Regions from separate parts of the Homo sapiens genome. Here region 1 is linked to region 2. The links are chromatin loops, found by intact Hi-C in ENCODE. Cell type or tissue: heart left ventricle. All regions are shown on one strand. Each heading gives the region's core, and the rest is flanking DNA. Links, peaks and the distances in the headings are about the cores only.

What was found. A loop is a pair of places that touch in the nucleus more often than their neighbours do. Peaks named below come from ENCODE experiments on the same cell type or tissue, not always from the same donor. Only the 100,000 strongest peaks of a DNase experiment are listed, where the experiment ranks them.
Region 1: a loop joins it to region 2, with 3 times the contacts of the local background. A loop is called at or near these places in 3 of 110 quality-filtered maps.

What each region holds. Positions count from the first base shown.
Region 1 is chr9:18,502,164-18,507,235 of GRCh38, reverse strand. ADAMTSL1 (ADAMTS like 1) reads right to left here. Exons shown (of 29, transcript NM_001040272.6): 2 at 2,280-2,407. Among named protein-coding and RNA genes, the nearest start is that of ADAMTSL1, 31 kb to the right of the region's middle. In heart left ventricle, for the core only: no CTCF peak of the experiment used is centred there; no DNase peak of the experiment used is centred there.
Region 2 is chr9:19,011,321-19,016,392 of GRCh38, reverse strand. The region is part of intron 1 of SAXO1 (stabilizer of axonemal microtubules 1); the gene reads left to right. Among named protein-coding and RNA genes, the nearest start is that of SAXO1, 19 kb to the left of the region's middle. In heart left ventricle, for the core only: a CTCF peak has its summit at 3,014 (motif pointing right); no DNase peak of the experiment used is centred there.

The DNA.
Region 1 (5,072 bases), core at 1,218-3,717, 510 kb after region 2:
AATCCCACTAGAATCTCAGATTGAACAGCTAAATCAACCTCTATGTTGTTTGTCTTACAAGGATCAGAATTAATACAGTTTAGCCTAATAATACAAATCCTATTGAAGAATGATGTCAAAATATATGATAGGGCATATATAAATAGTTCTTTCACAATTAAAAATATATATTACATTTTCTATCCAGATTGTTCCAGAGTTTAATGATGATGACAAGTTTTTGATTTGCTAAAGAATGACTAGAATTTAAAAGTATAGAACATATCCATGTGGATAATGTATCAGTCCATACTAAGCACTGGTTTTTAAGAAACTAATATTTCTTTATATTCTTGTTGGATTTGGAAATGCCTTCTATTTGGAGGCTTTTTTTCTTCTTCAAATTCCTAAAGAATGGGTAGTCAACCTCCGCCCCATTTTTTAAGCTTCTTGGTCAGCCTTGTATGAGATTACTGAATATATATTTTTAATACTTGAAAGTAAAATAGGGACATATCTTCTATATGTTTATAATTTCAGCATTTACATTCTACTTTTCTAATACTTTATAAGTAGAAGACAACTGATATCTTTTGTAGTATCATAATAGAGCCCTAACACCTAGACCTTTAACTTACTAGGTGGCAAAATTGTTTATTTTTGAATTTCGCATGGCATCAATATTTGATTATTTGCTGAATGACAGAATTTTGTGATTTTAATGTATTCCCTAAATTGCTTCTCAGTCTCTCACTCAGTAAAAGATCCTACCTCAAGCTGACATACACATCACTGAGACAATATGAAAATTCCCCTTTGTTTCTTATCAGTTTTGTGAGACACATGTTTTGGCTCACCTCTATAAAATATTCAAGGATGCTAATTTGAGAAAACTAAATAACAGGAACATTCTAAATTTATACTTTTTGGCTTTACTGATGTATGAATATTATCAGTTACATTATCACCGTGTGGCAGCATACATTGCAGATTTTGGAAGTTTTGTATATTCAAGATTAAGAGAGCAGGTGAATCATAAGGAGCAAAAGTCTAGTCTTTCTTATCAGCTCAAGGTTCTCGTTGATTCGAAGCTGGCCTCAAAAATGAGACAAACAAACCTGCTGGTAAATACAATCACATTGACCCATTTTTAGTGCACACCTCAATGCCACAGTGGCCAAATATCAGAATTGATCTGGTATCTTGTTGGATACATCTCAGGTTATAACATTTCCAGTGAGACCTCCCTGGAGCCAAAATGGTCTTTCATGTTTCAATGAAGAACCATCTATCGGGCTTCTAATATCTGTTAGACCCTGTGCAGGCCTTGGGGAGACAGAAAGGAATAAGGCTCAGACGCTGATTTCAAGAAATTCTCACTCTTATTAAAGTAAGTTGACATTTTTCTGAACCTCTGTCTCACCACTTTCTGCTATTTGTTTATGAAATGTCTAGAATTCTTTTTCTGTTTCCCGTTTTATAATATAGTATATACAGTAATTTTGAGCAAACCTCCTACTTGCTATACATAACACTTTTCATAGTCAAATAAAATCTTTCATTAAAAATATTACCATGGTACTTTATATTTTATAGTTTGGAGACAGATCTAGTCATAGACCACACAGCTCAAGAAGGAGTTTTAAATTATTACTCTAAGTAAAAATTTCCATTCTAAGGCCTCAGGCCCTTTCCTTTTAGCTTAGATGTCATTAGCCACCCCCATGTCTACCTTCTTCATCCCTTTCACTATTCCTGACCCAATTCCCACTGAAGCTTCTATTTTTCCAAACTTCCTTATATTCGAAATTCATCATTCATTGAACTGAATGACTTTAAGAAACTTCTGGCTATTAGGACATCTACAAAAATAAACCAATATGTTATTCACTTGCAAAGTACTTGGTAACACTAAAAATCCAGCATAAACTCAATATGCTACTAACACCAATACTGTACAATATGTCATAGAGCTAATAATTCCAGAACCATTCCTAACAATAAATACTCCTTCCAGTCCTAACATGAAAACAGATAACATTTGCTTGGTAAAGATGATAAGTTTCTCTATTGCTTATCATCTGATAAGAGTACATAAAGACCCAGCTGCAGATGGACGTAAGAACACAAATAAAAACACGTAAGAACACAAATTTAATTATTTGTACGTTCCTTTAATTCTTTTCTTTTATCTGGATCTGTAAGCCACAAAATGTTCTCCATAAACCCAATCACAAAAGCATGCCTCAAACCGGCTACCTCTGGTTCTCACAAAGACCCCCAACGGGTGCAGGACTTACTTGCTGCTCAGGCAGCGCCTCAGAGAGTAGGAGGCCCCACCCCCGCAGGTGCGTGAGCATTCACTCCATGGGCCCCAGGCATCCCATAGGCCGTCCCGGTCCTCCTCGGAGCGTGCGGTCCTGGAACTCTGTGAGAAACAAAAGAATGGTCAGCATCATATCCCCCATGGAACCCTGAAACATGTGTTCTAAAATGTGACTGGCCTGTACGTGTGTGTACATGGTGGCTTTGCTAGGAATGAAAACGCGCAATCAGATTCTCGGATTCTTTTCCATTTCATAATGCCTATATGTTCAGGGGGAGGGATATTTAAATTTAAGGGCCCTGGGCAATGACTGAAGTGGGCACGAAGTTGTACAAATGGAACAAATGGAAAAGGAAGCCAGAAACAGGAATTTGGGTTAGAAGACAATCAATTGCATTGAAGTCACAATTTTGCTCAGGGTTCATGAGTGTACTCTTCATCTCTTAGTGAAAGGAAAGAAGCTGCTCTCAGAGGTATTTCTGTCCTGAGAAGCTTGGCATGTGCACACTAAACTGCTTCCCAAAATCTAACAATATTTTATACCATCGACAATTTTTTAATAAAGCAACTGCATTCCTAGTTTTCAGATGTGCTCGTTGGAATAACTATACAAATAACTTTAGCAATGCACGGATTGCCTCTTGACAAATAGACTTGCTGGTTATTTACAGGCTTTCTAGGAAAATTTCCATATACTGTAAGAATACTTGTGGTTATGTACAGGTCTCAATGCTGTACTTCACATTCAAGAAAAAGATAAAATGTGTGCTATAGTTAAGAGAACAGGCTCTGGAGTTACAAATTATCTGAGTTTGGGTACAAGTTCTATTTTTTATTACGAGTCCTTGAACAAGTAACTTACCACCTTCCTATGCCCCAATTTCCCTTTTTACAAATTGGGGTAATATTATAACCATGCTACTGCACACACACACACACACACACACACATGCATGCACATATTATATAGGAAGATCAGCAAAATGAACTTAGCCCACCTAGAACTAGTGCCGGAGCAGAGTGCTAATTTTTATTTTGTAGTAATGGGATCCTTTATCAATCAGTTGCTATGGGGTGCGGTTATTAAACTGACTACTCCTTTGAACTTTTAAAACCTGTACTTGAACTTTTAAAACCTGGCCTTAGGATGTTATACAAATGGTTTTCCAACTGGTACATGCTATACTTAGTTTCCTGAATCATTGGAAAGGGAGATGAGATAGCACAGTGATTAGGAGCAGGAACTGTGGATCTACCCAGCCTGGGGTGGAATACTGGCTTTAGAGCTTCCTAGCTCTATAAACTTGGGCACCTACACAATCTCATATGCTTTAGTTTTCTTATCATAAGATGGAGATAATAAAGATACTACAACAATGAATGAATCAATGAATCTTTTTGAGCAGTGAAAGAGTTGATACATAAAAAGCACATAAAGTGGAAATAACCCAAATGTCCATGAGTGGATGAATATGTAAACAAAATGTGGTATATATATATATATATATACACAATGGAATACTATTCAGCCTTAAAAAGGAAGAAAATTTAGATGCAGGTTCAACATGAATGAAACTTAAAGACATGACACGAAGTGAAATAAGTCAGACATGAAAGAACAAATATTGCATGATTCCACTTACTGAGGTATCTAGAATAGTCAAATTCATAGACACAGAAATGTCTGTGTCTGTGTCTAGAATGGGGGGCACTGGGAGAGAGGGGAATGGGGAGTTGTTTTATGGATGCAGAATTTCAGTTAGGGAAGATGAAAAAGTTCTGGAGATGGATGGTAGTGATGATTGCAAAACAATGTGAATGTATTTAATGTATAGTTCAGTGTATAAATATATATACTTAAAAATAGTTAAAATGTTAAATTTTGTGTTAGTACATTTCACTGGCACAAAAACAAATATAAACATACATTTTTAAAAGTACATAGGGCCTAAATAATAAACACTACATTGTATAAGCATTTGTTGCTATTATTATTTAACATTATTTATTAATTATTATTAATATGTATAAACATATATGGGCTCTGAAAGTTTACAGGAGGTACACTGATAAGGCACCAGGCTTTTTGCTTTGAGTTTAGTTGAGACACCGTGCTTGTAAAGTATCATCTCCCTGAAATCCCTGACTTTCCCACAGTACGACCTTGCAGCCTCTTGTCATATTGCATCTGCCTGGTGATGTAATCTGCTAGCAGTTTTATGTTCCTATAAAATGTGGCAAAGCATGGATAACGGAGCCACCTTGGTAACCCCAAAATCTGTACTTTTGAAAGGAAGAATTTATTGAGCTCCAAAGCCTGGTTTTTAGGATTATTAAAATCAATCCTTAATCACTGCAATAAGAGGTGCTCTGTTTTCAGAACTTAAACAATGAGAGAGAAAAGACTCTTTGCCAATGATGTATGCATACACAAATTTCTTCTCCATAGCCCATTTAAATTCATCCCTCAGATTTTAAAAAGTTAATTGTGTATCATCTAACTCTTTGTTTGCCGCATGTGAATAGAAGATAGGATTGCTGACTACTGAGAGAGGTGCAGTATTTTCCTGAAGCAGTTTCTATTTAAGTGACAAATATATATCTCTGCAATGCGATTTCTCTCATTTTACTCAAATTCAATATGACTTTGATGAAACCAGTATCACAAACGTTAGGATTCATGCAGTAATTGAAATGAGTGATTACAAACTTTGATGCTATCCGTTACTACAACTGCAAAAGCAAAACAAAACAAAACTAAAGAAAA
Region 2 (5,072 bases), core at 1,505-4,004:
GCAATCTCGGCTCACTACAACCTCCGCCACCTGGGTTCAAGCGATTCTTCTGCCTCAGCCTCCTGAGTAGCCGGGACTACAGGCGTGCACCACCATGCCCAGCTAATTTTTGTACTTTTAGTAGAGACAGGGTTTCACCATGTTCGTCAGGCCGGTCTCGAACTCCCGACCTCAGTGGATCCACCCGCCTCGGCCTCCCAAAGTGCTGGGATTACAGGCATGAGCCACCATGCCTGGCCGGGTTATGCTTTTATAGCCTTGCATTAATGGCTTTATCACAGGAATGGATCTTATATTATTGTCCTTGGAGAGGGACAAAGCTTTTCTCATGATGGTGCCCTTCCCCTGCATGTGAATGTCTGAATCTTCAGTATTCTCAGCCTTCAGTGTACCTGAGAATCAACTGGAGAGCTGTTTGAAGGATGCCAATTTCTGGGCCCTACTTCATACACTTTAATTCTGTGGGTCTGAGGCTCAGGAATCTGCAAGTTTTAACAACTTTGGTGATTCAGATGCAGGTGGGTGATGGACTACACTTTAAAAAACACATGGTTACTTCATTGAGTGTCAACCTCAAAAACACAAAGGTGTGTTTTTTCAAAAAGAAGAGATATGTCTGGGTGCCATGGCTCATATCTGTAATCCCAGCAACTTGGGAGGCTGAGGCAGAAGGATCGTTTGAGGCCAGGAATTTCAGACTAGCCTGGGCCACATAGTGATACTCAGTCTCTTAAAAAAAAAAAAAAAAAGGGCCAGGCGTGATGGCTCATGCCTGTAATCCCAGCACTTTGGGAGGCAGAAGTGGGTGATCACTCGAGGTTAGGAGTTTGAGACCAGCTTGGCCAACGTGGTGAAACTCCATCTCTACTAAATATACAAAAATTAGCCGGGCGTGGTGGTACACACACATAATCCCAGCTACTTGGGAAGTGGAGGCATGAGAATCACTTGAATCCGGGAGGCGGAGCTTGCAGTAAGCCAAGATCACGCCACTGCACTCCAGCCTGGGTGACAGGATGAGACTCTGTCTCAAAAACAAAAAATAACAAAACAAAAATAATTAGCCAGACATGGTGGTGCACACTTGTAGTCCCAATTACTTGGGAGGCTGTGGCATGAGGATTGCTGGAGCCCAGGAGCTTGAGGCTGCGGTAAGCCATGATCATGCCATTGTACTCCGGGCTGGTTGACATAGGAAGGGATACAATTTTAAGACTTGCAAATCTTTTTAGTTATTGATTAAAAAGAAGCAAGGTAAAGATGCTGTCTGTCCTTAGGCTTTTTTGGAAGGGGTTGTGTGGAAGCAGCTTTGACACGTGACACCAGCACTTAACGCCCTTCATCATCATCAGCAGAAGTACTCTCTCTCGTTTTTTAGCTCTGATTTGCCTTACATCTTTCTCAGGAAAGGATCGTTTACTCTCCACCCCCTTAAGTATTAGAGAAAACTCAAGGGGAGGTTTTTATGTTTTCACGATCTCTGAGGTCTCTTCACTGGTCTTGTTTATTGGTCTTGACTTCCTAACCCCGGCAGGAAGAGGGAACACTGACCCTCAGCAGCACTGGCTTTATTTTTCATGTAGAGCCTCTATGGTTGGATGTTGTCCAACATTCAGTTGTTCCCCAGGAACGGAGGAGACAACAGGTAGGTAATACCTGTGACAAAGCTGTGGACCTCCTGAGCCTCTAAGCCCCTCTCAGAGGAAGTCTTAAATCTATGAAAGAAGATCCTATCCACTGACAAAGCATCTTGTAGTTTCAAAGTATGTTTGGTGGCTTCTTTGAGCTACTTGGTTCTATTTTCACTCCTCTATCTGGGGCTAGTCAGTGATATTTCCGATAGCAATTTTTCTAAAACTCCTATCAGGCAATTTTGCCAATTTTTTTTTAAATTTTTAAAATTTAATTAATTAACTTTTTTTTTTTTTTTTTGAGACACAGTTTCGCTCTGTTGCCCAGGCTGGAGTGCAGTGGCGTGATCTCAGCTAACTGCAACCTTGCCCCCCAGGTTCAAGGGATTCTTGTGCCTCAGCCTGCCGAGTAGCTGGGATTACAGGTGCCCACCCCCACGCCCAGCTAAGTTTTTGTATTTTCAGTAGAGATAGGGTTTCTCCACGTTGGCCAGGCTGGTCTTGCACTCCTGGCCTCAAGTGATCTGCCCACCTCAGCCTCCCAAAGTGCTGCGATTACAGGTGTGAGCCACCGTACCCGGTGATTTTTGCCAATTTAAAGCCTTTGATAGTTCTCCATTGATTACAGAACAAATTCTACCCTTAATCAAGCCCCTACTCTACCTTTCCAGCCATTCCTCCTCATGCTGCCTGTGTTCCAGGCTCACCAAACTATCCTGAGGACGTTTAACTCTCTGTATACTAACTTTATTCATACGTTGTTATTAACTATACTGACAACCTGTATTTCAGACTCACCAGACTCTGTTACAGACTAACATGCCCAGCTCACGAACTGGGTGCCTGCTAAATATTTTTTCTAAAAAGTGCATATTGGCTGCTAACATGTAAAATCTCATGAGTTTTAAATATCTGGGCTGGGCGTGGCGCCTCACACCTGTAATCCTAACACTTTGGGAGGCCGAGGCGGGTGGATCACCTGAGGTCAGGAGTTCAAGACCAGCCTGGCCAACATGGTGAAAACCCGTTTCCACTAAAAATACAAAAATTAGCCAGGCATGGTGATGCACGCCTGTAATTCCAGCTACTTGGGAAGCTGAGGCAGGAGAATCACTTGAACCCGGGAGGCAGAGGTTGCAGTGAGCGGAGATTGTACCACTGCATTCCAGCCTGGGTGACAGAGCCAGACTCTGTCTCAAAAAAAAAAAAAAAAAAAAAAAATCCGTACTTTTAGTTTCTTCTGAAATACCAAAAGACGTGACAGTATTGTGACTGCATTCCTAAATGGTAATGGTCAGCTCTTGCCCTGAGACAGGATGTGTTCTATCTATAGCCATCATGGAAAAAGGTAAGGGGAAATACTGTGAAACTTTCCCCTCCTATTTCCCACAAGAGGGCAATCTAATCTCTAAGAAAGTAAAAGGGACTGGCGTTGCAAAATCTGCTATTATAGCCTGGCTTTGTTACCCCCGCAGTGGTGAAGATCTTTAGGCACCCACCTGCATTTCGTGTGCTGAATTGCCATGCCTTATGCCTTATGCCTTGTGCTGTTATTTAGTCTTTCATCGCTTCTCGGCCTTTTGGCTAAGATCAAGTGTATTTAGTCTTTCACAAATTCCTTTTTTTTTTGGTGTGGTTCCCCTCCAGGATCTATCTGGAAGGCCAGTTTGATGAAAAGGCATGCAAGAGGTGCCTGTGTGTAGCTTCTGGAGCCACCTTCAGCCTAGGTGGAGGTTGTGAAAGGTTGGCAGAGGCCTGATGAGGCAGGGTTGTTTCTAGAGAAAAGCGTGACCTATAGAAACAACCTCACAGCCTAGCATTACTTGATGGTGCTTTTTGTTGGTGCAGAATCTTGATTTCTGTCAGCACCCTGAGAGAGCAGCCCCCTGAGCTCCGCAGCGCCTCCCTTAATATTAACCTGGCTAATACAGACTGCTGTGTAAACTGAAATGCCAATTTATTTAGAATGAGACAGATCTACTGAGAGTGCCTAGAAACTCATTTTTGCTGGTCAGAGTATACTTTCTGTTTAGAAAAATTAAAAGTAAGCCAAAATATAATCACAGGTTGCTTGTCTGAGTTCTAAGCAAGGGGACTGCTGCCATTTGCACGTTCTGATGTATCCTTCTGAGATTAGGGACTGGGTGGGTTGAGCCCCTCTGCCAGGCCTCCTTATCCAGACAGTGCTTGTAGGTACCTTGCTAGAGTTGCCCATCTAACTCTGTGCCCACCGTCCCCCATATGGTTCGTGCCACATTGACATATCTTTAGATATACCAACACCACAAAGTTGATTACATTCACATGTAGCATTTTTCACTCTAGGTCCTATTTACAGTTGTCTATTACAGATTATTTTAATAATTCAGACCTAAGGATTTGGGGAGGATTAGGGGTGAGGCGCCCTAGCGCCTCTAACTGTCCCTAAAGAGATTGCAGAGGTTTCAGAAAGTAAAACTAGCTCTTAACCCCCAGATGGTAAGTGGTATAGATGAGAGAAAAAGGCTCTAAATCTTATTTTCTCTAGTTTTTCTTCTCTTTATTTGCCTTTGGTCAAAAGAAAACAAACATCTATATGCCTCATCTTTTTTCCTCTCTCATTAAAAAAAATCTATCCTTGCCGGGCGTGGTGGCTCACGCCTGTAATTCCAGCACTTTGGGAGGCCAAGGTGGGCGGATCATGAGGTCAAGAGATCGAGACCATCCTGGCCAACATGGTGAAACCCCGTCTCTACTAAAAATACAAAAATTGGCCGGGCATGGTGACCTGCGCCTGTAGTCCCAGCTACTTGGGAGGCTGAGGCAGGAGAATTGCTTGAACCTGGGAGGCAGAGGTTGCAGTGACCTGAGATTGTGCCACTGCACTCTAGCCTGGCGACAGAATGAGACTCCATCTCAAAAAAAAAAAAAAATCTATGCTTAATAATGGTAAAATTGAAATGGTTTAGTAAGAATATGGAATTTGAGAAAGAAGAGGAGGGAGGAAGAAAGAGCTGAAGTGGTTCGTAATTGGCATACTTAGATTTTGTGTTATTTAAAAACTGGATTTGGTTGTTAAAACTGGTAATTTTTTCCATCAGTTTGGGTTGAATAACATAGCCATATTCCATTAGGTAAAACTAATACTGAGTCGGTGTATCTACCCATCTATCCAAATCCTAGTTTTGACCCTACTTTCCACCAATTTGCCGATAGGATGTTGACTTAGCCTTGGGCCCTACAATTTAGGGTTTAGCTCTGGGCACACAAGAAACTTGGATGCTTATGAAAACTTTGGGTAAGTTTTATTCATGTGCTCAATTTAGGGGACAATCTGCATGTGCATCGGGCGTGTCTCTTTCAGCCATGTTTTGTTTAAGTCATCTATGGCCTTGGGGTTCCCAGTGCAAGAGATGAAGCAGGGCATGAGTGTTTAGTGACACTGTGGGGTTGTGCCCATTC